2 separate regions of the Homo sapiens genome follow, and region 1 is linked to region 2. The links are chromatin loops, found by intact Hi-C in ENCODE. Cell type or tissue: HCT116. All regions are shown on one strand. Links, peaks and the distances in the headings refer to the core of each region. The heading gives the core; the rest is flanking DNA.

What was found. Peaks named below come from ENCODE experiments on the same cell type or tissue, not always from the same donor. Only the 100,000 strongest peaks of a DNase experiment are listed, where the experiment ranks them.
Region 1: a loop joins it to region 2, with 5 times the contacts of the local background. A loop is called at or near these places in 2 of 110 quality-filtered maps.

Annotation. Positions count from the first base shown.
Region 1 is chr3:102,732,541-102,748,353 of GRCh38, forward strand. No RefSeq gene overlaps it. Among named protein-coding and RNA genes, the nearest start is that of ZPLD1, 310 kb to the left of the region's middle. In HCT116, for the core only: a CTCF peak has its summit at 8,822 (motif pointing left); a DNase peak (open chromatin) is centred at 8,761.
Region 2 is chr3:102,522,373-102,538,185 of GRCh38, forward strand. No RefSeq gene overlaps it. Among named protein-coding and RNA genes, the nearest start is that of ZPLD1, 95 kb to the left of the region's middle. RefSeq lists a silencer at 14,153-14,447. In HCT116, for the core only: a CTCF peak has its summit at 7,296 (motif pointing left); a DNase peak (open chromatin) is centred at 7,279.

The sequences.
Region 1 (15,813 bases), core at 4,020-12,019, 210 kb after region 2:
CATGAGGTTCTTGGCCTCACGGATGCCAAGGAATGGAATCTTGGGCCATGTGGTGAGTGTTACAGCTCTATTAGAAGCCGTGGGTCACAGAAGAGAACTGTGGAACCCAGTGACTACTGTTCGGCTCGATTAGGACAAACCCAGGCACTCAGCCATGCAGGAACAATGGCAAGCCTTTAGCCCCATCGGGAGTGGCAATGGGCGCCTCGCTGGATCAGGAGCACAGCGGACACCCTGCTGGATCCGGAGGGATGGAAGTCAGTGGCGGGTCTGTGACAGCGGCAAACAACAGTGGTGGATGGCGAGCGAAAGCTCAGCTCCAGCCATAACAAACACAGACCAGAAGAGTGCAGTTGCAAGATTTAATAGAATGAAGTAGAGTGAAAACAGAGCTCCCATACAAAGGGAGGGGACCCAAAGGGGTTGCTGTTGCTGGCTCAAATGCCTGGGTTTATATCCCCATCCTTGCCCCTCCTGCTGTGCTCTCAGGCAATAGATGATTGGCTATTTCTTTACCTCCTGTTTTTGCCTAATTAGCATTTTAGTGAGCTCTCTGATTGGTCAGGTGTGAGCTAAGTTGCAAGCCTCGTGTTTAAAGGTGGATGTGGTCACCTTCCCAGCTAGGCTTAGGGATTCTTAGTCGGCCCAGGAAATCCAGCTAGTCCTGTCTCTCACCTTGTTTAGCATATGCTCAAGAAATAACCATAAAAGTGGGCAACCAGCAGCCCTCAGGGCTGCTCTGCCTATGTAGTGGCTATTCTTTATCTCTTTACTTTCTTAATGAACTTGCTTTCACTTTACTCTATGGACTCACTCAGAATTATTTCTTGCATGAGATCCAAGAACTGCCTTCCTTGGGGTCTGGATTGGAACCACCTTTCTGGTAACGTAATTACTTTAAATTTAAATTATCTAGATACAAGCCACATGGGGCTAGTGGCTACCATATTGAACAGTACAGCTCTAGAAGACTGTGAACAAGGTGATCCACTGGGGAGGGCTTAATTAAGGAAATCAGTACATTAGTGATAATAAATGATGAAGGATAAAGTTTGAATAATATTGTACCCCACTCTTCTAGCAAAACATTGTGTACCATGTTTAGTCTGAGAACAGACTTGAGAATGGAAATCAACATACAGCAATGTAATGAATTGAAAAGGCAATTTCAAAGAAAAGATAAATGTTTAGCTTTAAAAACATCTATGTTAAAATGAAGAAAGAAGAAAAAAATTATTTAAAAGGTAGGGGAGCCAAGAATCCACAGTAAAACATCCCTTTTCGGTCATTTAGCTGGAAAGCAGAAACAGAACAAAAAAAGAAGAATTAAGAAAGCCTATGGGTATGCCAGGAGTCTCATTGTTTCACTGTGTGCAAGTATTTATGTGGGAAGGAATAGTGACTACAAAAACACTGACTTGAAAAGGTATGAGCCAGCAGGGACCCTGGGCCAAAACATTAGTACGACTGTAATCCCAGAAATCTCTGGAATTTGCAAATTCATTATTTACTTTGCTAACATGACAAGAGAGGCATTCCAAATGATTTGCTTACTGTGGTCAGCATTATGAAGTTATTGTTCTATGTTTTGTGTTATTTTTTTAAGAAATACTAACAAAAACATCCAAGACCTCTCTATATTGTAATTGTGCATGGCAAGTTATGAATGTAAATTCCTTAGCAGGAAGATAACAATATACCCCCTAAGATGCAAATTAAATTATACATTCCTGAAATCCTTGTTTTGCTTTATTTTAGAAAGTGTCTGCATCTGTCATTGCTATTTAGCACATATTTAATCATGATATTTCAGTGGTGATTGTGAAATCACCGTTGCAAAATTATAACTGAGACGGTGAGAGAGATCTGACCTAACCAACTCCCTCTTGCTTCTGACCTCCAAGCTGTTCTTGTTTATTCCTGGGTGTAGGTGAAACTAATTTTGGGAGAAACTTACTTTATAGTTTGAAACAAAGATATAACAACCCTTTCCCAAAACGAACCCCTTCTTGCCTGGGGATTAGACTGCCTTTGTAGGACTAACAGATTAGCCACCAGATGAGAAATTATGGTTTAAGAGTCATGCAGCTGAAGGCTGCAAGATTCTAAATGTCCCAAATTGCTCCCAGGGATAACATCACTATTGTAAAACCTAATATCAGTGCTTGAGATATTTTGCAGACCCTGCACCTGATGGATCAGCTGGCACCACCCAGACTGATAAACTGACTCATCTGGTCTTGTGGCCCCACCTAGGAACTGACTTAGCGCTAGAGGACACTTTCAACTACCTATAAGTTCATTTTCAACCTTACCAATTAAACTCCCACATCACTGGTGCCCTAACTACCAAATTATCCTTAAAAACTCTGATCCCTGGGTTCTCAGAGATCGATTTGAGTAATAATAATACTCTGGTCTCCCACACAGACAGCTCTGCATAAATAACTCTTTCCCTATTGGAATTCCCATCTTGATAAATCTGGCTCTGTCTAGGCAGCAAGCAAGGTGAAGCTGTTGGGCAGTTACAGTGGTGGGCTTTTTGTTTAGAAGTTGACTTTCTTTCACATGCAATTCTTACAACTTATTTTTTATTGTGTAGAGATTATTTGGTGACTTTAGATATTTAAATGCTGGTCTTTTTAAAAAAGATGAACCTGTCAATATGCATTTCTGTCTCCAAAGGAGAAAAATGTAGCTTGTGCCAAGTCATACTTTATTACATATTGGTGATGTCTTATTGTTGTTTGAATCATTAATTATAAGAAATTCTCATTTATAAAGGTGTGCTTGGCATATCCTAAAAACACAAAAAATTGGTCTGCATTAGTGTGAAAATAATTCCACATGTACCTTGCTTCCTAAAGTATAAATAACATGGGGATAGCCATGATGTAGGATCAGAATTCCTTCTTAACTTAGCTTATGGAATAAAATAAGTGACACGTGATCAATATTAGGTGCCATGGAGAAGGAACACCAGGGTTTTCCAAGCTGAGAGCAAGTTATCTGATGGTAGATTCCATTTAAACTTTACTTGTGTTCTAAAACCAATCTTTCCTTTAAAAATTTTTTAAACCAAAGTAACACATGAATATTAAAGATAACTATCATACTGTATTAGAATATAAATTGCTGATATTTTGGTAAATTTATATAAGGAACATGGCTGTGCTACAGCCAAGCAGGCATTGGGCAGCAGGCATAGGCCAGGGTAAACAGCCTTGTTTATTCAGTGGGATTGGGGCACAGCTGCACAGTCCCATGTCTTATATAATCATAGCCGTGTAGACACAACATAGAGAAGCTCCCCACCCAGCTCCCAGCCACTATTGTTTGTGTAGTGTATTAATGTAACACTGACCCTGTGAGGGGTTGCTAAATAAAGCCATGTCTCATTTACCTACTGTCTCTTGAGTGTTCTTCCAGCTCCTTGCCTCATGTCTCATGTCCACCCACTCCCCTCAGCCCTCAACTTGGGCTGGAACCTAACCCTGAACCTGACAGTTGGCGTAGTTGGCATGATGAGGTGAGTGGGTTGTCAGCCTTTGGGGTTCTCAGGTTGGCTACGTGGCCGCAGATGGGCTGTGGTACCTAGTGTCAGAGGTGCTGCTTGAATGGGCCCCAGTGGAAATGTGGGAGGCAGTGGATGGGTCTCCTGTGAGTGTGAGAAGGCACTGAAGCAGCTGGAAGCTCACAGCACCAAGAAAGACCTCACCTTCGCCAGCAGAATCGGATGGGCGTTTCTGACTGTGCTACGTGAAGTACATGCTCAGTCCCTGCTGGACGCGGTGCAGGTTTGGGAGCTTCAGGTGCAAGTTGGGTGCCTGGGGGCCCAAATGCACAGCTTGGAGCAAAACCTGGAGGGTGAAGGACCTCCAGTCACAAGCAGGGCACTTACAGGCTCAGATAAACATCCTGGAGCAGGAGTTGGCAACAGCTGTTGGTGCAACCCTGAGCCCGTCCTCCAGGCTGGACACTCCTGCGTGGCCTGATCCTGAGGAGGAGGAGGCTCTTTTGCTATGGGCTCGTCCTGTGATCCATCAGAAGATAGAACATGAGCAGCCGATGGGACCCCATGGGACAGCCCAGGGACCACCCACAGTGGTGGACCACACCTCTTATTGTGCTTATACCCTCACTGAGTTGCAGGATATGGGTAAACAGTGCTGGCAGCACCCAGGGGAGGCCCTCCTAGCCTGGATACTCTATCTTTGGGATGAGGGGACTGACAGCATTTCTTACTCTGCCTCCGTGATGGAGAAGCTGGCTTCTATCACATCTCACCCCTCCCTTCATCAGCAGCTGCAGCTGTGCCAATGGTTGGCACAAGGGCAAGGTGACCACATGTTAACCAAGTGGCTGATGACAGCCATATTAACTGTTTGGAATGATGTTGGAGAGATACCAGAAATTGTGAGTAAATGGCAATCATCTACTGACTTGGTGCAGGTACTCTGGGAGATGGGTATGCAGCAGGCTATGTTTGATCTGAATACTCAGGGGCCAGATAATGAATGTTTTACCTCTCACATGAGGGATCTTGCACTGGGCCCAGTGCCCCCAAGTGCTTTTGGCTCTGTGGCTGCTGTTCTCACCCTATATGTGGGGTGCCATATATATGAAGTGACTACTGCTATGGCAGCCCTCAAGGAGACAGAAGGCCATCAGCAGGACTGGGGAATCCGTGCCATAAAGAAAAGAAGGTGCCCCTTCTGCTGGTAACCACCCCACGAGATAAAAAGGAGCCCCAGTGGGTGACCCGCATGCAGATGTGGATTGATTTAATTGCAGCTGGGATTGCTCAGGAGAAAACTGACAGGCAACCCAGTGGAATGCTGCTGGCTCTGTGGAGGCAACTGTCCCTGGAGCAGCAATTCCAGAGAATGTTCAAGAGGGGGCAAAATACTGCGGCTCAACCCAGCCCTGCCCAGATGTTGCAGCTCAAGGACTATTTGCAAATGGGCAAAGAGACCTTCCTGTTTGATTAGGGAACTGGCTGAGGTGCCTGGCTCAGGTTGGGGGCTGGGGGGTGGATGACTGGAGGCCTTATGTGGAACTGGCAACTGGTCCCCCACCAATGTACAGCAGGTCCTAGCACTGGTAGATACTGGTTGACTCTGCAGAGGCAATTGTCCCTGGAGCAGCAGTTCCAGAGAACGCAGCAATTCCATTTGTCCTTGGAACAGAAGTTCCAAGACGGGGCAAAATAGCAGTTTTGCTTATAGCAACATGGAAAAATTTCTGGGCAAAGCTGCATTCATTGATGGTTTTGGGGGCCAGTTGGTGAAAGTGAAACCTGTGTCTCTGCATCTTGGTATTGGCCGCTTGGCTCCCCACCTGTATACGGTGTATGTTTCTCCTGAACCTGAATATATTCTGGGGGTGGACATTTTGTATGGTCTGGACTTGCACACCATGGCTGGAGAATTCAGACTCCGGGTTCATGTAGTAAAGCTGGTACTGCGTGGACATACACATCACCAGCCCCAAGTTCTGTCACAACCCTGACCGGTTACTTCCAGTCATCAATACCATTTGCCAGTGGGGCATACAGAGATAACTGAGACTATTCAGAAGTGAGAAGAGGTGCAAATAGTGCATGGCACCCATAGCCCCTCCAGTTCCCCCATAGGGCCAGTCAGAAAGCCTGACGGAACTTGGCGAATGACAGTGGATTATCGGGAACTGAATAAAGTGACACCCCTCTGCATGTGGCTGTACCCTCCATCACGGATTTATGGACTGTTTGACAGTGGAATTGGGACAGTACCACTTCGTAGTGGACTTAGCTAATGCATTTTTCTCCATAAACATTGCTCCAGAGAGTGATGAACAGTTCGCCTTCACATGGGAAGGACGACAATGGACTTTCACAGTGTTGCTGCAGGGCTATATGCATAGCCCCACCATTTGTCATGGTCTTGTTGCCATGGAATTAGGTGCCTGGGAATGTCCAAAAGGGGTCCACCTGTTTCATTACGTTGATTTTATGTTAACCTCTGATTCTCTTACAGGTTTAGAAGTGACAATGCCCCTCTTGCCTGGGATTGGGATAAGAAGGCTGAAAGAGCCTTTCTGGTAGCCAAGCAGGCTATGCAGTGGACACAAGCCCTATGGATAGTTGACCAGGGGTGCTCATTTAAACTGGACGTGCATGTGACCACACATAGTTTTAGTTAGGGCCTATAGCATTGCACAGAACACTTGAGTATGCCAGCAGGCTTTTGGTCCTACTGGGAGCTGAGCTCCAGTATTCACTGATAGGGAGGCAATTAGCTGCTGTATTTGCTGCTCTTCAGGCCTGTGAGAGTATGACAGGACAGGCTACAGTCATAGTGCGGACAACTTACCCAATAGCAGGATGGGTGCATTCATGGGTAACAACCCCCCTGACTGGGACAGCACAGACATCCACGTTAGTGAAGTGGGGTGCCTACTTAGAACAATGGAGTATGCTGAGTACAAGCCCCTTAGCAGCAGAATTACAAGAAGTTTTAGGGCCTGTAGTTCTAATGCAAGATAAGGCCATGGGGCCTGAAGCCATCACCATTTAAAGAAGGGTACCTTCCAATTCCTGATAGGGCATGGTATACAGATGGGTCCAACCAGGGTGTTACTGTTGCCTGGACTGTTGTAGCAGTCCAGCCTAGCACTTACTGGGTGCAGACAAAGCAGCCAATGGGCTAAACTTAGAGCGGTGTGGATGGTGATTACTAAGGAGGACTCACCTATGGTAATTTACACCTATAGCTGGGCAGCCTATCGAGGTTTAACTTTGTGGCTGACTACTTGGAAATTACAGGATTGGCATGTAGGCCAAACCATGTGGCATGACCTCTGGGAAATAGTTCACCAGAAAGATGTAACAGTCTATCATGTGTCAGGTCATGTGCCTTTGGCCACCCCCGGTAATGATGAGGCAGATAGCTTAGCCAAGTTCTGATATCGGCACCTACAAAAGATGTAGCTTTGTGGCTACACAGGAAACTGAGACATGCAGGGAGTAAGCTGATGCAACAGGCAGGTCAATAGGCCCTGGGGTCTGTCTTTGCCTTCACAGGACATTTTGGAGGCCTGCCGGAAGTGCCCAGCATGTGCTCAGGCATACCCCAGACAGAGACAACTGCCCAGTGTAACACAGCACAGCAAATGATGGTTACCATTTGCTGTGTTACCAGATGGCAAATAGATTACATTGAGCCGCTGCCAAAATCGCAGGGCTACACATATGCACTGACGGCTGCAGACACAGCCACTGGCTTGTTGTTCACCTACCTTTGCAGGGTGGTCAACCAGCAACACAGCGTTCGAGCCCTACAACACTTACTTGCCTTATGTGGCCATCCCTTGGCTGTTGAAAGTGATGGGGGAACACATTTCATTGGACAGCAGGTACAACAGTGGGCACAGCAGATGGACATATGATGGGGATTTCATGTTCTTTATAACCCACAAGCCGCTGGCATGATCGAGCGATATAACGGATTCTTGAAGAATGGGTCACAGTTGCTTTTTACTCCCCCATCTTGGCAGGGATGGAGTTCTGGGTTGGATCTGGTGCTTCAAATTTTGAATGAGTAGCCATGGAAAGGTGGCCCAGCCCTGGTGGAGGCTTTGTTACACTAGGCCTCCACCCTCATCCAGCTGCAGATACACACCAAGGATGAGCTCCTCCAATCATGTATGGGGACAAACAGTAATCTATTGTTGCCTGCCCCAAAGCCTCTGAAGGCACAGGAACAGAAAACCTGGTGTTGGCCATGGACCCTCCAAACCCCTCATTGCCGATGGTTGGCTATTTTAGCCTCCTGAGGGGAGGGCCTGCTGTATGACTTACATGTTACTCCTTGGGTATTTAATGCGTGGCCTCCATGATTGACCTTTCATAGAGGAATGGCCAAGGAAGGAACCCTCCTCTGGGGGACATATGTACTGTCTGTGTGGCCTATTATTACAAGCTCTCCTGTGACTTTGTAATGGATACAAGACTCAAAAGAACCATAGGGAGCTGAGAATGTGTGGTATCATCGCCCAGGGAAAAAGCCGTTGGCAGCTGCATTGTTATCCAGGGATGAAAAGTTAGCCTGTATTTTGCCTGAGGGACGTGATTTGCCCTTGTTAGTACCTGTGCCTGCTTTGTCATTCCAGCTGCAGGTTGGCATGCTCCAACAGCATCATGGACGGGGCCTACACCTACGCCGAGGTGACCAATGTCTCCAACTGTTGGATCTGCACAACTCTTCCAGCAGCAGCTGGGGACAGCTTGTTCTGGCACGTGCATCCAGCTTCTATGCAGAAGTGGACATGGCTAGAGACTTGGGGTCCTGCAGACAACAGGTAGGATGCAACACGGTGAGCTTTGAACAGGGGTTGTCGCAGAACCCATGGCAAGCCTGCCCCCTGGCTGACTTGTAGTGTCCATGATGGATGAGCTTGGCTAATGGGAGAACATGTAGTGCCCCCATTGCAGGTACCATAATGTATAGAGCAGCACTGTGGTAAAGTCACTGTAAGATGGTTGCCTGCTGAGGTTTGTGCAAACAAAACACATGTCACCACAACAAGGGTGTGGTGGAACAAGCAGACTTGCCAAGGCTGGGGCCCCACGGATTTTGTGCCCCTTGGGAGTTTATGGGTCTGTGGGGACACAGAATGGCCATCTCTGCCAGCCAATTGGACTGGACGTTGTACCTGGAGGTGGCCCTATGTGGCTGCCACTGTGCTTCCCACATTTCCTGGCCACCCGCATAACTGGGAGCCACTGTGTTCCTGTTTTTTGCGGTGCAGCTTGCCCCCTGGTGGTTTTATCCCTTAGCTATAACTATCCCTGGAGCAGGTGTCATCACTGTGGAAAAGCAGGTTGTAGCCTTTGCAGAGCACGCAGCTTGGGCCCTGAATTACACCTGAGTTGCTCTCCTTTTGTTCACTGATGAAGCTGACCAGATCAGGAAGGTGGCGCTGCAAAACTGATGGCCTTAGACAGTCATAGCTGCCCAAGGTGGTAACTGTGCCCTTGTAGGGACACAGTGCTGTACGTTTATTACCCCTGACAACCACGGGAATATAATGACAGCTTTACAAGGGGGTGTCACAGGAGATTAAGGTGATTGAACACCTTACTGATGACCCCCCGCAGAGATGGTGGGCATCTCTGGGCTCTGGCCTATGTTGGGCTCTTATAATCTTAGGTAGCATAGCAGGGGTATTAGTGGTGGGTTGTTGTTCTCTGTATTGTTGCTATGGCCTATGGGTCCAGGGTGCTGCTGTATGTGCATGGGTCCCCACCAAGAGGATCCGCTCGGCCTGGGGGCAGGGTGTAAGGAACATGGCTGTGCTGAAGCCAAGTAGGCACTGGGCAGCAGGCATGGGCCAGGGTAAACAGCCTTGATGATTCAGCGGGATTGGGATGCAAGGCGCACAGTCCTGTGTCTTATGTAATCATAGCCACGTAGACACAACATAGAGAAGCTCCCCACCTGGCTCTCAGTCGCTATTTTTTGTGTAGGTTATAAATGTAACACTGACCCTGTGAGGGGCTGCTGAATAAAGCCATGTCTCATTTAAAGAACACTGTCTCTCAAGTGTTCTTCCAGCTCCCTGCCCCACGTCCACCCATTCCCCTCAGCCCTCAGCTTGGCCTGGAACCTAACCCTGAACCTGACAATTTATTTTAAGAACTTTTTGTAACTTTAGGCTTATTTAAATAGCAATCATACAGTTTCAATATTGTTGTTTCACTTGGCATTAGGGCATTAGCATGCTTCCAATTGCTTTATAATCTTTAGAAACATTGTTTTTATTGACTATATGCTTATCAACAAAATCCAGTAAGACTATTTGATTAATGCAAAGATTCAAGGAATTGTTATCTAGTTTGTGGATTATTCAGAACTCTTAACATTTGAAATTTGCCTGCTTTTTACAACCTTCAGTAGTATAGTTAAGACAAAGATTAATTTAAATCAGTAAGAGTTCCTTCTTATATATAATCTAGCTGATTCAGCTATTTTATTTTATTTATTTATTTATTTATTTACAGACATACAGAGTCTCACTCTGTCACCCAGGATGGAGAGCAGTGGTGTGATCTTGGCTCCTCTGCCTCCCGGGTTCAAGCAATTCTCCTGCCTCGGCCTCCCGAGTAGCTGACATTACAGGTGCACACCACCACACCTGCTAATTTTTGTATTTTTAGTAGAGATGGGGTTTTTCCATATTGGCTGGGCTGGTCTCCAACACCTGACCTCAGGTAATCTGCCGGCCTCAGCCTCCCAAAGTGCTCCCAAAGGATTACAGGCGTGAGCCACCATGCCTGGCCAGCTTGCTTGCTTGCTTGCTTCCTGCCTGCCTGCCTGCCTGCTTGCCTGCCTGCCTGCCTGCCTTCCTTCTTTCCTTTCTCTCTCTCTCCTTCCTTCCTACCTTCCTTCCTTCCTTTCTTCCTTCTCTCTCTCTTTTTTTTTTTTTTAGAAAAGCACAACTAACTTAGGAAACCATGCTTAAATTCTCAGACTCTTGCTCATTGTAGAGTCTTCCCAGTTTACAGCTATAGCCAGAAGTCTTGAAGTAAATGGGAACCACCTGAGAAAATCAGCTGCCAGCAAGCCAAAGGTATTAAGCCATGGAGACAGAGGATGGAGAGCATATCTCACCCTCCTGAAGAGTGAAGCAGTGCTTGGAAAGAAAAACAGGCCGGGCGTGGTGGCTCATGCCTATAATCCCAGCACTTTGGGAGGCCGAGGTGGGCAGATCACGAGGTCAGGAGATCGAGACCATCCTGGCTAACACAGAGAAACCCCGTCTCTACTAAAACTACAAAAAATTAGCCAGGCATGGTGGCGGACGTCTGTAATCCCAGCTACTCGGGAGGCTGAGGCGGAAGAATGGCGTGAACCCAGGAGGCGGAGGTTGCAGTGAGCCGAGATCGCGCCATTGCACTCCAGCCTGGGTGACAGAGCGAGACTCCATCTCAAATAAATAAATAAATAAATAAACAAATAAATAATAATAAATAATAATAATAAGAAGAAAAACAAGAAGCTGCTAGTCTCGATGTTTCTCAGAGTATGTTGGCTTTTGTTGAGGCAACAGCCAAAGGTGGCCACACGTGTCCTGAATAATCTAAATGGGGTGAGCCTCAGTAGGCAAGGGAAAAATGAGGAACCTATGAAAGATCAGAGAAACCAAGGATGGAAGTAATTTCTACACAGAAGGGGAAGTCAACAGAATAAAAAATTCTGAAGATGTCAAAGGAAGAAGCTTCCATCAGATTGGTAAGAAAACTGTCCTTAAAGGCTTATAAGAGAATGATTTTTATTGAGTGTGAAAATAAAAAGTTCACATTAAGAAGGGAGAAAATAAATTAAAAATTAATAGAAGTAGTAGATATAGCCTACAAATTTGATACTCTGAAATACAAAATGAATCAGAGAAATAAAATAGTAGCCTTAAAATAATAAAATAGTAATCTCAGATAAAGACTGTATGTTTTCTATTGCTGTCATAACAAATTACCACAAACTTGGTGACTTAAAATAGGTCTGTAGGTCAGAAGTCTAACACGGATTCCAGTGGGCTAAAATTAAAGTGTAGGCAAGGCTGTATTCCTTTCTATAGGCTCTGGGAAGGATCAATTTCCTTGCCTTTTCCAGTTCTAGAGGCCATTGGCATTTCCTCACTTGTGGCCCCCTTCCTTTATCTTCAGAGCTAGCAAAGGCAAGTCAAGTCTCTTTAACGTGGTATTGCTCTGACCTTGCTTGTGTTGTCACATCTTTTTCTCTGGGCCTCCTCTTCCATCTCCTTCTGTCACTTTTAAGGACCCCTGTGATTATGTTGGGCACACCTGGACTGCCTGTTTGATCCAGGATAAACTTCTCATCTCAAGGTTCTTAATTTAATCCCATCTATAAAGTCCCTTCTGCTGTGCAAGGTAACACTAACAGGTTGTGGGATTAAGATGTGGACATCTTACGGAAGCCATTATTCTGTCTGCAACAAAACCTACAGCAGTGTGTAAACTGAGGCAGAAGAATGTGGCAAAGACAAACAGACTGAATTGCTGAAAAGGGGAAATTTAAGTATAGTAACAAGTTGCTTCAGCAGTCAAGAAGGATAAATTAACTTGAATCAGAAGCAGTAGGTCATCTTTTCTGTCAATGGAAAGAAGGAAGGCAGAACATAGACACTGAATTATTAAAATGGGAAGTAAAGGTACAAGTTGAAGCTCAGAATGTCCCATCACTGAAGGAGCCAGTGTAGGGTGAAGAGGTGTGGCGTGGGAGGCTCCAGGTGGCAGGTAGTCTTCAACAGCATTTGGGGGCTTGGAGAATTTTAAAAAGGATGCATAAGGGGATGACTAATAACACTCAGAATCCTGATAATAATAGCATAAATGTGTAGTGGGTCAAATCTTCATGGTTCAAAATACTCCTTCAACAATGCTCAGCTCAAGGAGAAAATAGGAAAAGAGCACTCAGGAGAGATGGAGGGATGATAATCGATTTGAAGTGCTTTGATGAATGGCCTAAGTACCTTATAATATGCTGATAATCAGAGTACTGAAGTTTTACATACTGTTCTTTGTCAGGTCCTCACACATTAGGAGTTAAGAAAATTTAGCAGTTCAATTAGAGGATTGCAGCTCTATTTTATAATTATAGTTTGTATATACAGATCTATTAGCTCCAGAGTTTTACAAATATATATCTGAATTTCTAAAAGGGCTCAATAATTTGAGAATATAAGAGTATTGACTCTGAATTCTCTCTTTGAATGAAGACATTCCTGTATTGGAATTCAGGCTATCACTAATTAGCTAGTCATGTAACTTAAAAAAATTGCAGCCTTAGTTTCCTTATGCGTAAAACAGAGTTTATGATTAACTTACTGGGTATTTAGAATTAAAAGGCATATAATATTACTGCTAGTATTTGCCATATAGGAGATATTTAATCAGCTATTTTGTATTATTTTTATAGCAATATAAATGGGAAAAGTCTCAAAATCTTTAATATATTTTAGATAAATCTACTTGACCAAAATGTTGTTAACAAGTTCCAAGAACTGCTTTTTATTTTCATTTTTACATTTAACAAATGATACATTTGAGATATTTCCTTTGGGTTTCACAGTAAATTGGCAAAGTAATGATTTTACATTTGGTTCTTTTCTTAATGTCTAATGGTGGTAAAATAACTTCTAGATTATTTCAAATGCACTGAAAACATAAATAGCAATAGTTTGCCAGCTGCAAAATTGATGCTGAAGGTACTTAAATGGCACATAAAATGTTGAATGTCCATAATCACAAGCAGATTCAGTGCTGCCACTTGGCTGAAAACATGAGTTAATGTTTCAAAGTAAGTAGAACTGGAGTAGCATTTCTACTTTCAAGTAGTTTGTTGGATTGCAGTGTGGGAGCATTGAATAAGCATATATGTCATATGACTTAAATCAGGTAGAGGCCCTTCTTGCATCTTCCCTATAACTCCAAACTACAAGAATTTTACGGATCATAGACCTATAAGGTGCTCCACCAGCCTCTAGATGGCACTTTTACATTCTTGATCATGGTATTAATGGCTTGTTTTTTCCATGAATATACTTGTGGGTGACACAAAAACATGTATACCATTTTCTCAAGTGTATCGACAATTGATAGGCGAAATACACGTATCTCAAATATATGCCAGATCCTGGAATTTCATTTAAAGTGAGTTTTTTCTCCCAAGGACAAAAATTTAGAATGAGAAAATTATTAAGTGTTAACGCTTGCCATTCCACTTTCCATGTAAAGTTTTGATTCTCAGTCAACGAGAAACAAATGAAACAACAAACAAAAAACGATTCTATTTTCTTTGGTTAGAAATACTTCTATCAGCATCTGCCTGTTTATACATCCTCAGTGGCACAGCAGAGTGCCACACTTGTCACCAAGCCTGCTGCATCAGGACTTGCAGTTTTCCTTTCATTTAGTTAATTAAATATTTGGAGTACACATGAGATATTCCTATCAATTTTATTATTGGTATCCATACTGTGAACTTCATCTCTGCCTTTTCTCTGTTTCAGCTTTCAAATGCAACCAAGAATTAGGATCATAATAGCATCTCATAATCCTAAAAGGCTGCTGTTCAGTGAAAAATAATGGGTAGAAATCCTTTATACAGACCAACTGGTCATTAGCTTTTGGTCCCTTCCACCATTCCCTTTTATTTTTCTCCCTCAAGTACAGGTATGACAAAGTGGAGGAAATTGGTTAGTATTGAAGCTGTATAGAAGGTGTTTGGGTCTGGGTGTGGTGGCTCATGCCTGTGGGGAGGCTGAGGCAGAAGGCTCCCATGAGCCCAAACATCCAAGACCAGCCTGGCAAACATAGTGAGACCCTGTTTCTACAAAAAGTTTAAAAATTTAGTTGGGTGCTGTGATGTATGCCTATGGTCCCTACTACTTGGGAAGCTGGGGTAGGAGCATTGCTTGAGCTGAAGTGGGCGAGGCTGCAGTGAGCCATGATTGCATTATTGTACTCCAGCCTGAGAGGTAGAGTGAGATCCTGTCTCAGAAAAAAAGAAAGAGCGAGAGAGAGGAAGAAAGAAAGAAGGAAAGAAAGAAAGAAATAAAGAAGGAAGGAAGGAAAGAAAGAAAGAAAGAGAAAGAAAGAAAGAAAGGAAGGAAGGAAGGAAGGAAGGAAAGAAAATAAGGAGGTGTCTGGGCCACTTTGCTTGCCTAACAAACTGCCTTCTCTTACGAAAACCTCTTTACTTGCTCTCCCATGTTTTCTCTGGGTCCTATCATATCTCACTGCCCCTGGGACAGGGCAAGACATTCAGTCTCTTTTCTCTATCATCTTTAGCTTCTGTTCTTGTATTAGCTGTTGGTCTATAACTTTCTCCAATCTTTCCTTATCCTAAACAACAACAAAAACAAGCTCTTCCTAAACCCCATCTTTTTTTTTCATAATGTTTTTTATTCTCCTTTCTAACAAAACTATTGTTCTTGAAAAATAAAATACTCTTGCTGTCTCAAATCTTTCACTTTCCATTAATTTTCAGCTTGTGAGGAGGATAGGTATTAGAAAAACAAAAACCTTATTTCAAAGTACACACTTCTTTTACCATAATCTACTTTGACATTTCCTTTGGGAAAGAGGTACTTTAATTTTGAAAAATACCTCTGACCTGATTATCGTATGAGAATCACTATCTTTGTCAGTGCCTCCCAGCTAACATAATTCTCTGAGTTCTTTCACTAAACGGCTTCCAATTGGCAAACTCTAATGCTACTTTTCAGGCTTATCTTAGCTGAGTTCCCTGAAGCCTTTGAATTTGTTGACCATGTTTTCTCTCTCTCTCTCTCTTTTTTTTTTTTTTGACAGAGTCTCACTCTGTCCCCCAGGCTGGAGTGCAGTGGCAGGATCTTGGCTCACTGCAACTTCCGCCTCCCAGATTCAACCGATTCTCCTGCCTCAGCTTCCGAAGTAGCTGGGACTACAGGTGCGTGCCACTACACCCGGCTGATTTTTGTATTTTTAGTGGAGACGGGGTTTCACCATGTTGGCCAGTCTGGGATCATGATTTCTTTGCAATATTTTTTCTCTATTCCTTTTACTGCTGTTCTTCCAGCCACTCTTTGTCTTTGTGCTGTTTTTGAAAGGTCTTGTGTAGACCTAAATTTTCAGTGCATTTATGTACTGATGAGTCTCAAATACATCTCTCCAGGCCACATCTATTTCCTGGGTCCTTGACAACTATCTGTTTCTATTTTCTGAAATTTGTGACTTGGAAATGCATCCAAGTCCTGCTCAAATTTTAAATT
Region 2 (15,813 bases), core at 3,715-11,714:
GACAAAGGCTGCAAATCTGCCTTGCATAGTTGCCTTTCTTTTGGCGGACAACCTTTGAGAATAGGCTTCAGTTTAAACCTGGAAACTTCACAGTATGAATCAGTTATGAACAGGATCTTCATCTCCAGTCTTTCTGTGTTGTTAGAATTTGGCTACCTTAATTTTCTGATATAAGTCTCAGAGGCTTACCATGGGGTTTAGCAAGAACTTTGATAACTAGTGCTTTTTAAGGGCATTGGAACTACAACTTTTTTTCTTTTTTTTTGTTCTTATAAATGACCACTGGATGGGCTTCCACCCCTATTAGGAGTTAGAAGTAACAAATGAACCAGTCATTAAATGGTTCAATGAGCCATTTGGCTCTGAGCTCAAATGGCTTGACTATGATTTTTGCAGAAAAGAGTGAGTGAAAACCAGGTTCAGAACAATAGTTGAAACTTCAGAGGATAATGTCATGGCAAGGCTGGAAGGGAGCCTGAAATAGAGGAAAAGTCTCCGAGAGTTTAAACCACATTAGTTCCGAATCATATTATTGGTGCTATTCAGAAAAAGGCCTCTCTCGTCTTCATACTTTTCTATCACAAATTCATTATGGGACAGTCTTGCTTGTAAGACATAATTATGCCTTTTTCTTCTTTTGTTTTCCTTCCTTTCTGCATTCTAATGATCAAGGCATGGCCACTCTTCTTTGACTATGTTTATGTTATTTGTATGAGAGTTACCTTCGGGCATCCGGCCACACTTCAATTCTCTGTATAGCACAAGGCCACATAGAGGCATTTTCCCTGGGCACTGTTATCCTCTCCTCAAGGGGGTCTTGATTGCACCTCAGTTGACCAGCTTGTCTCTCCCAGAAGCATGTGTTATTTAGAATCATTCAATAGCATTTTTGATATTCTCCTGTGAGCCTGGCTCTATGCTATGACATGGGGTTATCTCAGTGGAGAATAAGCCAGGGCTTTTCACCCCTTTTCTTACCACTTAGACATAGCTGGTCTGCTCCCTCACCAAGTAAAACCAATCTGCCTAAGGTATGCAAAAAGGACTTTTTTTTTTTTTTGAGACGGAGTCTCGCTCTGTCGCCCAGGCTGGAGTGCAGTGGCGCGATCTCGGCTCACTGCAAGCTCCGCCTCCCGGGTTCACGCCATACTCCTGCCTCAGCCTCCAGAGTAGCTGGGACTACAGGCGCCCGCCACCACGCCCGACTAATTTTTTCTATTTTTTTGGTAGAGACGGGGTTTCACCGTGTTAGTCAGGATGGTCTCGATCTCCTGACCTCGTGATCCGCCCGCCTCGGCCTCCCAAAGTCCTGGGATTACAGGCATGAGCCACCGAGCCCGGCCAAAAAGGACTATTCTTTTCTTAATTCTGTCTGTACGCTTCTACAAGTTCTCATTTCCCTGACTTTCTAAAGCCCTGGTTCTTTACTTGGCTTTCAATATCTGTGACTGGCACCCTACTTTGCCAAAATTTGCCAACATCCTCTTTTTCTCTATCAACCTTGCTCTGCACGCTACCTTGATTGTGGTATTACTGGCAGTTTCTGGTTAAAATTATCCTCAAGAGTCTTCTCTGTAGGGGAGAGAAAATGAAGAGTGACTATGTGTAGCTCAGGAGAAAGAAGGAACCAATATTTGCAATCATTTTGTGTCAAACACAGTAATAGTTACCTCCACTCATTTCATTTCAGTTTGTAGCAGAAGTATACAAAATATACACTGTCAAGTGAAAGATGCTTTAATAAAAAGCATAAAGAGGTAACATAACAGAGAGTGGTTTACACTGTCTGGACAACAAGGTAGGATAGCTAGATATTCTGTATCCATGTGGTGAGTGTTAACCTTGTGACACATGAACATGTAGGTATAGGGTGCCCACTTGTCTTCTAATACCTCCAGTCCACCCTACACATGGAAGCCAGAGAGTATCAACCCTCAGTGACTTCCCACTAGACTTAGTCTCTCACATTTTTCTAATGGTGGACAGGGATATAGATTTGGCGTATCCTTCCAAAATTATTTCTGGCCACCTTTCATCCACTTACTTTACTCCAACCATATTGGCCTTCTGGATTCTCAAAACTACCAGGTGTTTTTCAGCCTGCAAGTCTTTACATATGCCTCTGTTCAGGGTGTCCTCCCCTCACCCTTCCTCAAAGAATAGATGCACTTGTGAAATAGTGCTTATGCATCAGACTCATGATCAGATTAGAGGCATTTTAAACAAGTTCTGTTCATCAAGTATAAGAAAATCTTACCTAACAACCTGGCTTAGTAAGCAGTTTCATTTCCTAGATGCTTATTTGTGAAATTGAGACCTTCTGTGTTTCTCAGAAACATTGGCAAGTGAAAAGGTTGAGTTTGCCTAGGGAGTAGGTTTGCTTATTGTTGTGGTATCCATGTTGGTCTTTAGCTCATCTTTGACTTATTGCACATGAAAAGGTTTCCTTGCTTACATTATAAACATTGGCTATGTAACTGGTTATGGACTTTGAGTTTCTGATCTCTGGCTACTATTGCCATATTTTGTGTAATTGCTAGCTGTTATCAAATAAACAAACAATAAGTTAATCACATTTACTGTTAATATAGGGCTACCACCTGTCTGCTTCCCCCTGGAGAATCTGAATTTTAGAGATCATTTTACTGCTGGAAAATTTTAAGCTCTCCAGGAGGACTTGCTTTAATTATAGCTGTTTCTCATTTTGTGTACTTTTTTCTCCATTCCAGTTTGAATAAGGGAGTGGCTATTATTTGCTAAATGCACATCTTGGGATGGAGGTTGGAAAAGTAAGAAGATAATTAACATAGCAAAAAGCAGTCTTCTCTGTCTCCCACCCTCTCCCCCATGATTTTGGTAGAATGGGAAGCTATCCATCAGACAAATCTGATGGGACAAAGTGAGTGGACACTTGATGACTCCTGTGGGAATTTGGGATTTGTCGAGACTGCTCTTCATGGCTTAAGGATGGGTGAAAGCATGTGGGCTGAACTGGATGATCAAACAGAAATGGAAAATCCTGTGGGGCAGGCTAGGTGGAGATCTTAAGCTGAGCCACAGTCAAAGCATCATAGAATCTCCAGCCTTTCAGTACAAACTCTCACCCCTCCATCCCTCTCATTAGTCCTAAAAAATATTAAAAGCAACCATAAACTCATAAAGGAATAAGAAGACTTTTAAGAATGTAGGGCTTTGTATGTGTGTGTATATTGGAAGAGAGGGTGTTATTCTTTTGCAAGACATCATAAAACAAAACTCTGTTATTGAAATAGCATACAATGACAAATTCTAATAAAATCAGGAAAGGTTATTATCTCATAATCAGGAAGTGAATATTTAGGTTCATTATGCAGCATTTTGAGAAAGGTTGCATTGTATTTGAAAGAGTCTGAGAACATCAGTCTTCACTGGGTGATACTTGAAAAGGAAAGTGGACTATTGGGAAATGCAAATGTTGTGGCATCTATTATGAAACAGACCAAGAAACCCACTGAAGGAGCACAAAAAAATCACTCTCATTAGGCCCAAAGTGAGCTTTAGTAGGAAGTAAATTACCAAAAGTGTTGTTGTCCAGTAAGACTATATCTGAGGAAAATAAAGTTATCTTACCCAAATTCATTTCTCATAATGTCCACCTCTGCCTTCATAATTCTTATTTTCTGATAAATCTCTTCTATATGGGTGCATCCAGTATTAAAAGAAAACCATTCAGAATCGACTTGCACAAATGTGCAGTTACTTAATAGAGACCAGCAGTACTGACCCATCGGATAGCTTGGAAGCATACAAATATAACGAGTAAGTAGGAGAGCTACTGTGTTTTGAATGGGTGCATTTGCTAGAAATCAACAGTCTGCATTTTCTATTTCCAGCTGAAACTATGGATGGCAAATCAAGATCGAGGCAGAAAATAGCTGAGAAAGGAATTACTATGAATATTTGATAAATAAAAATCAGATGAGCCCTTTGTTTTTTGGATGACTGCATCACAATAAAATGAACTATTGCCTATGTCATTGTTTACTATCCTGTGTGATACTAAAAATTACCAGGAAAGCGTGTTAAAAATACATACTCTTGGAATGAAACCAACTTTTGGATCAAATTTTCCATGAAAAATATTGAGTGTATAATCTTCATAGGAGCCACCATGTTGACTACATGAGAGATGAACATGTAGCTTAAAGAAAAAACATGGATGATTTGTATGGTTACAAAACAGGGTAGGAGGAACACTTCAATGTATATTTAGCAGAAAATGCCTATTATCATAAATTGAGTTTGAATTTTACCTCAACCATTTGCTACCTGGATTGACTTCTACTACTTACTTTACTCTTCACTAAAACACATTCATTTTTTATATAATTTTCCAAATAATGTTAATATTCACCAAATGTTATGTAGCTTCACACACATGTTAAATCTCATGCTCCTCTATCTGAATTCAACTTTTTTAAAAAGAGTTTTCTTGGTTACTCCAGCTTTGTACTATGAAATCACGGTTTTCAGAATCATACAAATATAAGATTATATGGGAATCTTAGAAATTATGAAGGCTAGTAGTTCTGAAATGTGGCTTGTTAAAAATCACAAATGCCAAACTTACTGTATTATACTCTGGGGATGAATCGATGCCATGTGTTTTTTTTTTTTTTTTTACAACTTCTCAAGGTGATTTTGATGCAAACAATGAAAATCATTGTTTATTCTACAGAAAGATACCTTTGTTCTAGAGAAATTCAGCAACTTAGCCAAGTTCACAGAGATGATTCGGACAAATGAGAACTAAAATAGAGAACTTCAGACTCTCATATCAATGAGCTTTCTTTCTGAAACATCAAGAAAGATAAGTTAAAATACAATTTTTCTTCATTGTGAATGTACTAAATGCCATTGAATTTAATACTTTAAAGTGGTGAGTTTACATTAGGCAAATTTTACCCAATTAAAAACTAATTTAAAAACATATAAAAACACCACTTTTATTTTACTATTATGTAGGCAAGTTAATTTTCTAAATAACACGTAGAATGGCAACCACATGTTATATCTGGCTAGTGCAACAGCCAACAGAGAAATCATTGATATAGATCATTCAAGCTACTAAATCAGCTCTCTGGTCTGTAAAATTAGGGAATGAGAATAATAATGCTTTGTTGTTGAATAAATGTGAATCTATGAAAGAGGATATATGTAGTCTGCCTGGTACACTGTGGTTGGTCACTGCTAGTTTGACTTGAGGATGAATACAGCTTATCATATGCTTTTTTCTCCTCTCACCTTGCTCACCACAGTGTCTTCCAGTAGTAGGTGGCAAGTAACTTATTTATCAACTTGTCTATTGACTAATAAGACCACGTAGATATCACCCTCTTATCAGGTGAAAAGAAATTTCCTTGAAATCTCACTTTATGAGATAGCTAAGTAAATTCCACTCACTCCATATGTGAATGTTCTGCTTTCCTGAATCTGATTAGGTTACAAGTTGTAAGGGCAGGACTCATTTTTTGGGTAATTATAGCTTTAAACGCACTCAGATGGCTATTACACACTAGCCATATCCAATAGATATAATAAATAATTAATTGAACAAATAAATAAATAAATAAATAAATAAATAAAAATTACAGCCCATAAAAGCTCCTCATTAACTTTCCCAGTACTAACCTACCTCTTGCAATTAATTTTACATTTTCTTGTTTCTCCTTTATTAAGTAAGCTGAAATGAAATAGAAATGATATAATTGTTTTTCTTTCTCATTTGGAGAAATACTCATGCAGTCTCAGTCCTCAGAGCATACAGAAAATGAGACTAGATGAGCTCCATTTGATACAGAAATAACAGAATTCTGAACAATAATGGAATCACATTTATTCCAGTGAATATATGTATACCCATTCCAATGCAGAAAATATTATAATTCTCATAAATTTAAAAAAATAAAAGATATTTATTTTGTCATTACAGAAGTATTCCAGAGGAAAAATTAGGATTTACTCCTCTTTTGTAATCACTATTATGTGAGGCTTCCTCAACAGTAAGCCCACCTCCTTTTAGTGAGGAAAAGTGCATATGAGCATCCCTGCTGTAGGTTCTTATCTTGAAGATAACTTTTCTCTTCCATACCCAAATTGCTAGTGTTATACAGTCCGAGGATGAGGTATGGGAACCCAAACATGAAGTTGTCAGTGTGTCTTACAGGAAAAGTACTAAGTGAATGATTCTGTCTATTCTGTGGAGGCCAAGTGATGTAATCTTTAGAAAAAATAGACATGATGTGATATTATTTGGGGGATTTTGTAAACCTTAAGGATATATGGTAGCGATAGTGGACAATGTTTCTCAGAGACATCTTTCCTCAGTACTAGTTTTGAGAGCTCTCCTACAGAAAGATGTGGGTCCACAGGCCAAGGATACACTCTACCCCAGTCCTAACTCTATTGTCAGATCATGAATTATCCATGCAGGAATATGTCTTTCAAGTACATTGTTTTGGATTCCTGAGAGCTTTAAATACAATTCAATCATTATTATTTTTCTAATCCAAAAATCAGTAGAGTGAATAATGGCCCACAAAATTCATCTAAAGGGATCTTGACTTGATTAAAATGACTCACTCAGGTTCATATAAATGTCTTGCACATAATTTCATTTTGAATTGGCAATGTGGCAATGTAGCACAAAGAGAACTGGACTAGAGGTTAGGAGAGCTGATTAAGGCTGGAATCTTCTTCAGTGAGGTGTGTGAACATAGCAAAATTAATACTTTCTGAACCCCAGCTTTCCTTATATTTATAGTGAAAGAATTATAAAAGACAAGGTCCATTATACCTCCAAGGTTCAGTCTAGCTCTTAAATTTATACTTTATATGACATTTCTGGGCTCTCTCAGAAAAGAGATTTTGTCTCACTATCCTTGGGATGAAAATAGGATACTTTCTTTTCTTTCATCTCTCCATTTGTCAGAGACAAAAAAAATCATCTCTCTCTTCTTAATGTTCTGTCTTAGTCTAGGCCACACTGTGGACAGAACAACATTGTCAGTTAGGGAACCGTGATTGGCTACACTCACCCTCTCTCTAAGCTGGTTTGCTAAAGGGAAGGCTTTGTCTCAAAATGGATGGCTATCAGTATGGTAGGTTTATCCAAAAAAAAAAAAAAAACCTCAGCAAGTTTATGTAAACACTGTGGTACTCAATGAAGGAAGTGCTGAGAGGGTAACAACATCTGACGAATGGGTAAATTTTCTGGAATCTCGCAAGGCTTTGAACATAGCTCTCCCTGGTGGAGACTGCCTGAGCCGACCTGATGTTGTTTTTCCTCATGGTTGGCAGTTATAGAGTGCAGTGGAACAATCAGTTCCTTGGTTATCCTCCAAGGTGAGCAAGGTCAGTTTTAAACAGCTTTGCTGTCAGGGAGCCTCATATTTTACTCTAGTCTCCTAACCTCACAAATCTTGAGGCTGGCACTGAAGTCAATGAGCCCTCTGCAGCCTGATTCCCCACAGCGACTTCTCTCTTCTTACAAACAATGCCTCATCTTGGTTCTGCACACCTGCACAGGTTTTTAGGGAGCAGGACTGCAATTAGTCAATGCAGCCATAATTCAACCGTTATAAAGTATTTGCTTTCACCAGGGTCCTTTTTGTACAGTCTCATATTAAGCATCCACCACAGGAAAATTGCCCTTGAATGTTTGGTCCTTCATCAGCATTAAACTACAGAGCTGACTTTGAATTTTGTCAAACGATTGTCATAGGACAGGGTGAGATTACATAGTCTTTTGCTTATTAGCATTTCATTTAGAACATTACCATATCAAATTGGCTTAATTCTCTTCAGGGTATAAATATTTAAATTTTACAAATTCCAATTATGTTCCTTGCCCCCATTTTGTTCTTCCCACAAGAAAAAAATAAATAAATAAACATGATTCAGAGTGTCTGTTAATCTCACTTAAGGCAAGGAGGAGCCTGAAGATGAACCGTTCATGAAATGACAGATGTCCTAAGAAAGAAAACATCTCCAAAATAAGACCATTTTACTCCCATTTCTTTCAGTGACATGGATGTTTCCAACTAAAATTATATTCAGCATTTTATTTCAATTAAGTAAGCTAGTGATATTGTTTGCAAATAGGTCCTGGTTAATATGGAGTTAAGTTCCTTGAAAATACAGCAGAACCCTTTTTGGGTGTGCCCTGATGATCCTCATCTGCTCCCTACGTGTCACTGACTTCTTTAGATTGTTATCAGGAAATTAGACACTCCATTGAAACAATCCTGGGAAAATAATTCAAGAATCTGGTTTTCATTTTCACTTCTGCTCCTAGAACATTGGACCAGCAGTGCTGGTCCTGTGAAGGACTTGTGTTTGTATGGATGGGACATTGCATAGACCAGCTTAGCAAGACTAATTGATGGTTCAAGTTCTCTGAAGTATAGTTAGTGGCCAGAGGTTGGACTAGAAGGAAGAGAATAAGCAATTTGTTTGTCCAGGTTTTGATTTGCCTGACCAGGTGTGTCCATTTTCTCATGGTTAATGCCTGCGTCAACAGCACTGAGAAGCAACTAAACATTAAAGATTTATGAAGAAAACATTTCATAACCTATGAAGAATTTTACAAACTCTTGGATAGATGAGTCATTGTGGCATTCCACATCTAATGCTATGAGTTGCTTTCCCTGTTCCCTCGTTTCCTTGTTGCATGTAGCCATATAATAAATAGAACTGAGCTGCGTGGTGACCCATGGGATAATTATAAATATAGTAATGATTGTCTTTGGTTTATCTGACAGACAAAATATGGAGAAATGTGATTATTGTACTGTGTTAAAATTGTTCTGTGCTAAGGGGCTGAAGGAGAAGTACAAACACCTTTGAGTACGGCCTTACCCGAAAGGCGTGATCATTCATCATTCTTTTTTTTCTTTTTTTTTTTTTTGAGATGGAGTCTCACTCTGTCACCCAGGCTGGAGTGCAATGGTGCAATCTTGGCTTACTGCGACCTCTGCCTCCCGGGTTCACACGATTCTCCTGCCTCAGCCTCCCGAATAGCTGGGACTACAGTGCACATCCCCACACCCGGCTAATTTTTTGTATTTTTAGTAGAGACAGGGTTTCACCGTGTTGGCCAGACTGGTCTCAAACTCCTGATCTCGTGATCTGCCTGCCTTGGCCTCCCAAAGTGTTGGGATTACAGGCGTGAGCCATCACGCCTGGCCAAGGTGGGATTATTCTTATTGTGAATCTACTGGAGAATCTACATTTGTTACAAAAAAGACAAAAATTCAGAGGGTCCACCCAAGGTGGGCTTAGAATTTGAATCTGTCTGCCTTTGTCTTGATTAAAAATGTATCATGATATTCAGGATAGAAAATTTATACTTTAGGTGGAGGCCTTGTCTCTCTCCAAACTTTTCTATAATGACTCTGAAGTATTTCTCAAAATGCAGTTCTTATGTCAATCATCTATGATGACTAGTTCCCAGTAGCCTTCTGGATAAAAATCTAAAGTATTAATCATGGCACCTCAGACCACAGACTAGCTCTTTAATGTCATCTCTTCTCTCTGGCCCTCTCATGCATTATTTTCTAGTTACATTGAACTGTCTATTATATCTTGGCTACTACATTTCTCATCTCCTTGTATTTGGATTTGTGATTCCTACACTCTGTAAACCTATTTTACAAATTAGGTTGGATAACTCTTATTCATTTTCTAGAATGCAATTACTCCTTCAAGGAAACTCGCTTAATTTTACACCAATGTCCCAACCCCAACTGAGATTTTCGTTCCTCCTGGATATTCTTTGTTCATTAAACTATCACCCACTACACTGTAAGTTCCTTTTTCCTAGAAATGTTGTCTTTTACTTACCAATCTATAATGCTTAGCTGTGTCTGATATACAGTAAGCTTCAGTCAGTGTTTGTTGAATGAATAAGTGGGGTAAGTCAAGAGTGAGGGACCTAGGAAAGGTGCCTTTGAAGTTGGCCAGTCCTTTGGAACTGGAGTAGATATCATTGGATATCTTAGTCATTGAATAATAGATCATTTTTGTCTTTTGCTATATTTGCTGCTTTTTCTTTACCTTGGTATTTAATAAGGTCTCTTTTAAAGTTCTAGCCTCCCTAAACTGTGCTAAGAGAAACATGGAAGAGATTTTGTTTGTTCTTTATGTAGAGCAAAGAAAGGGCACACCATCCCTCCTGAGGCTAGCGAGATGGTGGCAGCAATATCTGAAATGTGAGAATCTCAAGAGGAAAGCAAGGACTTCCAAGGAGAGTGGAAGAACTACTGGGCCAATTGTTTTTCCAGAAATAAGAAAAGCCTGGAGGGTTGAGGTTTTGTTTTAATAAAGAAAATCCCATTTTCTTCCAGTGCCTTTCCACTGTCTCCTTTTAGCCATATTCTCCTCACTTTGCCAGGCTGTCCAGGTCCTTTATGTTGTCCTCTGGACATAGAGTTGCTACAACCTTTTCTGGATTCTTATACCTGCTATGGCTGGGGGCCTTTCCCAGACAGCAGTCACCTAAACAGGACATTTACCCTTATAGGTGCTGAGTGTTTATGGCTGAATGGACCTTGCTTCATAGGAGTAGGTTTCACTCCAAAACTTGTGGCTTAATATAGCAATCATTTTGTTATCTCCCATGTTTCCATGGGTTTACTGTGTTCAGCTGGGTATTATTCTGTTGCTCTTGCTTGCGGTTTCTCATGTGGTTGCAGTCAGACGATGACTATTTCCTCATCTGCAGGCTGCTGTTATAATCTGGAGGCCTGTGTGAGATATTGGGAGGGCTGAACCTCCCTCCTTCTCCATGTAGTCTCAGGATTTCTCTATAATGACATCTTAATGACGTCTCTTTGTGATAGCCAGACCAGAGAAGAATACTTTTTTTCTTTTTTCTTTTTTTTCTTTCTGGGATGGCGTCTTGCTGTGTTGCCCACACTGGAGTGCAATGACATGATCTCGGCTCACTGCAACCTCCACCTCCAGGGCTCAAGTGATTCTCCTGCCTCAGCCTCCTGAGTAGCTGGAATTACAGGCATGCGCCACCATGCCTGGCTAATTTTTGTATTTTTAGTAGAGACAGGGTTTCACTATGTTGGCCAGGCTGGTCTCGAACTCCTGACCTCAGGTGATCCTCCCACCTCGGCCTCCCTAATTGTTGGGATTACAGGCGTGAGCCACTGCACCCAGCAGGAAGAAGACTTCTTATGTGGCCAGTTAGAGTTCCCAAAACCAAGCAAAGGGAGGCAGAGGCTGCCACCCCTCTTAAAATCTAGGTCCAGAAGTGTCACCATGTCACTCCTAACATGTACTATTGTTCATGGAAGTCACAGGGAAGCACAGATTTATTGTGGGAGGGGACTACACAAGATTATGAATGCCAGAAGGCATGGTTCATTGGGGACATCTTTTAAAACTCGCTAACTCGTTATCATAGGACACTTACATTTTAATAAACAATAAATAGGTTTTTTTCTTAAGTAATTTTAAGCACCAGGACTGTGTGTTCCTTCCTTTCTGCAAAACTTTCTTCCTTTTAGCTTTCTACTCAAATTCTCTATCACTTTCACTCACCACTCTCTCCATCACTTCCACTTCCTTGTCTCCACTTGTCTCTATCACTTTCCTTCGTTCTGGTTCCTTTGCTTTTCTCCCCCAAAACTGGCAAGACTCAACATCCAGGTCTTGTCACTCTCTCTTACTAAGCTTCCATTGTGTTTTCCCCATAGAGTTAAACTCATTACAGTTCGTTTATGAGTTCTCCTTGACCTTCTTCACTGAGTCCACCTCCCACCACTCTTTCTGTGTGTCCTAAGCTCTAGTCATTTTTGATCATTAATACTTTCTTGAGTAAGATGTGTTCCTTCATATCTTTATGCTGTTCCAGATACTATTTCTTCTGACAAGAAGGAAGAAACATGTTTCTAAACCACTTAGTGTTCTCTAGTCTGCTCTTGGAACAAGTTAGGAGAATGTTCCTCTCCTTCAGCTTTCTCTGCATGATTGATTTCTCTTTCTTCTTCCTTTTCTTAGCACTTTTGATATAGAATTGATTTTATTGCATTGTAAACACTTCAGAGTGTCTCTCTTTCCAGAGATGTCGTATTCATCTCTGTGTCTTCTCACTCTAGTGTTTCACAGTGTCTAAAATATAGATGTTACAATCATACTGAATTGGCTGGCTGAATTATTTTATTCTTATTTTCCTTCCTCAACAATTACCTCTATGTTGGTGCCCATATTTTTCTATAACCCTTTAGCTATGAAATCACATTTCATACTGCCTATTGGAATTTATACTTAGTCTCCTATGGTCACCTCAAAAATAGCATTTCTAGAGCCACATTTACTGTCTTTCCCTCCCAAATTTCATAGTCTCTTTCAGTGAAACCACCATTATCCCAGTTAACAAGAGTAACTTTTGTCCCCTTCATTCATCCAAATCAGTCAGTCTTAGATTTTAGGCATTATTTTCTTTTGACATTGCTCTCATATTTACTTTTGTGAATATATCCTTACTGCTGTCCTTTTAGCCCAGACCTTCTCATGCATGAATGATCACCTTGCTGTTTTGTCTTGTTTTCCTCTCTAATCCCTTCCTCTCTCATGGCTAGGCTGATATTTCTTCTTCTTCTTCTTCTTTTTTTTTTTTTGAGATGGAGTCTCACTCTGTCGCCCAGGCTGGAGTGCAGTGGCAGGATCTTGGCTCACTGCAACCTCCGCCCCACAGGTTCAAGCGATTCCCCTGCCTCAGCCTCCCAAGTAGCTGGAATTATAGGCACCTGCCACCATGCCCAACTAATTTTTTTGTATTTTTAGTAGAGACAGGGTTTTGCCATGTTGGCCAGGTTGGTCTCCAACTCCTGACCTCAGGTGATCCCCCTGCCTTGGCCTCCAAAAGTGCTGGGGTTACAGGTGTGAGCCACCGGGCCCAGCATAGGCTGATTTTTCTAAAACAACTCTTTCACAGTGTTGCTCTGGTGCTCCTCGAAATGGTGTTTGCTGTCAAATTAAATCTACTCTTCTGCTTGCTTCTCATGGCCTTCCACAATCCAAACCCCACTCCGCCAATCTTTCTCTGTTTCCCCCTTTTAAGTAGCATCCACCCACATTACCTTTCCTCATTGATTCTGGCTTAAATGAACACTTGTTCAATCCCAGTTGCAAGGTCAATCTGTCTGGAAGGTTCTCCTCTTGCACCTTTCCCCTTCTCACATGTCAATATCCTTCCCATCCTTCCAGGATGTGTTCAAGTTTGAATCATCTATTATTTTTCTTTCAACTTCCTCCTGCCTTCCCTACTCTCTCTGAGCTCTGAGTGCAGAAATATTATGTCAGAACTACTGTGTTTACTGTGCTTTACCAACATATGTGCTTCTTGAGGTGAGAGATTATGGTTTATCTTCCTCAGTAATTCTCACAGTGTCATAATGTCCAGCACAATGCTGTGTAGTAGATGACCATGTAACATTAGTGGGTAATTACATGAACTTGTAGTGGTAGCATTTTCTGGGTCATCATCTATAGGCCAGTGGGATGATATTTTCTCAAGATAATTTTAAAAGGCAAGAAAAAAGAAGGCTTCTTATTTCTAATTTCCAGATAAGATATCCCCTACCTTGTCCCTGGATGATAGAACTGGATATTGTAAAATAATAGTAATTAGTATTTGAATGCCATTTAACTCTTTATAAAGCACCTTAACTGATATTTGCTTATTCATAATTCTGTAAGTTCTTCCAAAATTACTATACACTTTGAGGCTGGTGGTGTGATGTGTGAAGATGAGATAGAGGAAGTAAGCGTGGAGGATTTGGATTTGCAAAAACATTTGATAATGTATTGCTTTTCATTGGTCTCAAGGAGGTCTATTTCTAGGAGTATTGAGAAAGATATATATGTGTATATGTTTACCCATTTACCAGAAAATGGGTTTACTTCTCTAACGTTTTAGCAATAAAAAGAATTCCAGATATGCAGCAAATAAATCTGACTGTTAGTCAGCCCTCAGGAGCTGCTGATAGCAAAAGACTGAAGATCCTATATTTCTATATTCAGATCATACTACTGAGGGATTTCAAGCTTCTCTTTCTCAAGCCAGCTTTTATGGTTTAATAGTTTTTCTGTTATGAAAATAAAGCAGATGACACAAAATTTCAGAGAAAGACAGCAAAAGTAAGAGCCAAAGAAAAGAAGGAGTGGAAGTGAAAAACGCTTCAGTGAAAAAACTGGAGAGCTGACACTTTGGCACCGAAATGTTAATGCTTATTTTTAAGATTATATCGCCACCTAGTAAATAAGCTCAGAAATACAACCACAGAAAATGACAGCTTGTCTGGTGCTGAGCTCTAATCCTCTGGTTAGCAATTCCTGGGAGCACCTTTCCTTCTAAACATCTGCACACACAAATGTGCTACCTGCGCACGCTTTTAGAGTTCTCGTTGTTCAGGCTCAGCCCACGTTCTCCTGTTCATTTAGAGCAATGTGATGGAAAAGTCAACAGCACACATTTTAGAAATGAAAACAAGCCAAGGATTTCTATCAAGGAACCTGTTATCTACTCTTGAAAAATGATTAGTTAAAACCATACATATTATCATTTGCCAGTTCTGAATAATTCTGGGATTTTCATTAATGAAAATATTTTGCATTTTCTACTTTCATTTCTGTATAGAACCGAAGTGGTCTGTTCATGGTCTTTCTTGGTTAGGAAGCATTGGAACTAGGGAATTAAAAACACTAAAGACTGCTTAAAATTTTTCTTGTCTTTAGTTTTTCTGTTATTGTGAACAATCTTTTATTTCTTCTGCAGTGTTTGTTTGTACTGAATGCTTTATGCTTGATCACCCACCCTGATTCTGTTTTTGTACAAAAAGCTTGTTAGCTTGATAAAGCACTGCATAGGGTTTTAGTTGGTTGCTCAATAGATGATTATCTGGGTGGCATCCTGGCTATAGCCCTTGCTAGTTCCAATTTTGTAATCTGTGAGCTAGGGATAACAATAGTGCATACATCACTGGGCATTTGGGAGAAATAAATTAAGCAGCAAGTACTCAAAAATGTTAACTATTATTATTAATAATAAAAATAGATCGATTAGAAATGGTAGAAACAAAGGATAGAGACTGATTTCATCTTGCTCAATAGATCAAAATGGCACAGGAGATAAAAAGGTTTTAACCAAACACATAGATACAGATAAAGAAGGCATATATTCTGAGACTAGAAAACCATTCATTCTTAAAAATTCAGGTGATTAAATTTTAAAAAATTATTAAATTTTAATCATATTTAAAAATGATTGAATTCAAGTACTTAGAAACCTTGAAAATATACCTCCATTATTTTTTTCTATGCTATCTTTTTTTGAACGAAATCTATCCTCACTTCAGCCTTCCAAATAATAACTCCATTTTATTTTGAGGGCTGTTTAGAATAAACATGATTAAAGAAATTAGCCAAGAGTTTAGGGTATGAAGTGGGAGAGGGGAGATTTTTGTTACGAGAGCCTTTTTCATGGGGGTTATCAGGCATAAAATTATCAATTTTGTTTAACCCAGACGTGGCAGATTCTGCTATTTATCCCAGAATAACCATTGTTTTTCTTTTTCTTTCAATAGAACTTTGTGCTGGTACATGATTATACAGCCAAATATGCCCTAGCTTCTTAAGTGTGGCATCAACTGTGTGATATGTGCTAACTTTGGTGCCATGCCTTCATGAAGAACATGCATTTTCTTCTCCCCTTGTCTTTTTCTACCTTTCTGCTGGCTGGAATGTGGATATGATGATGGG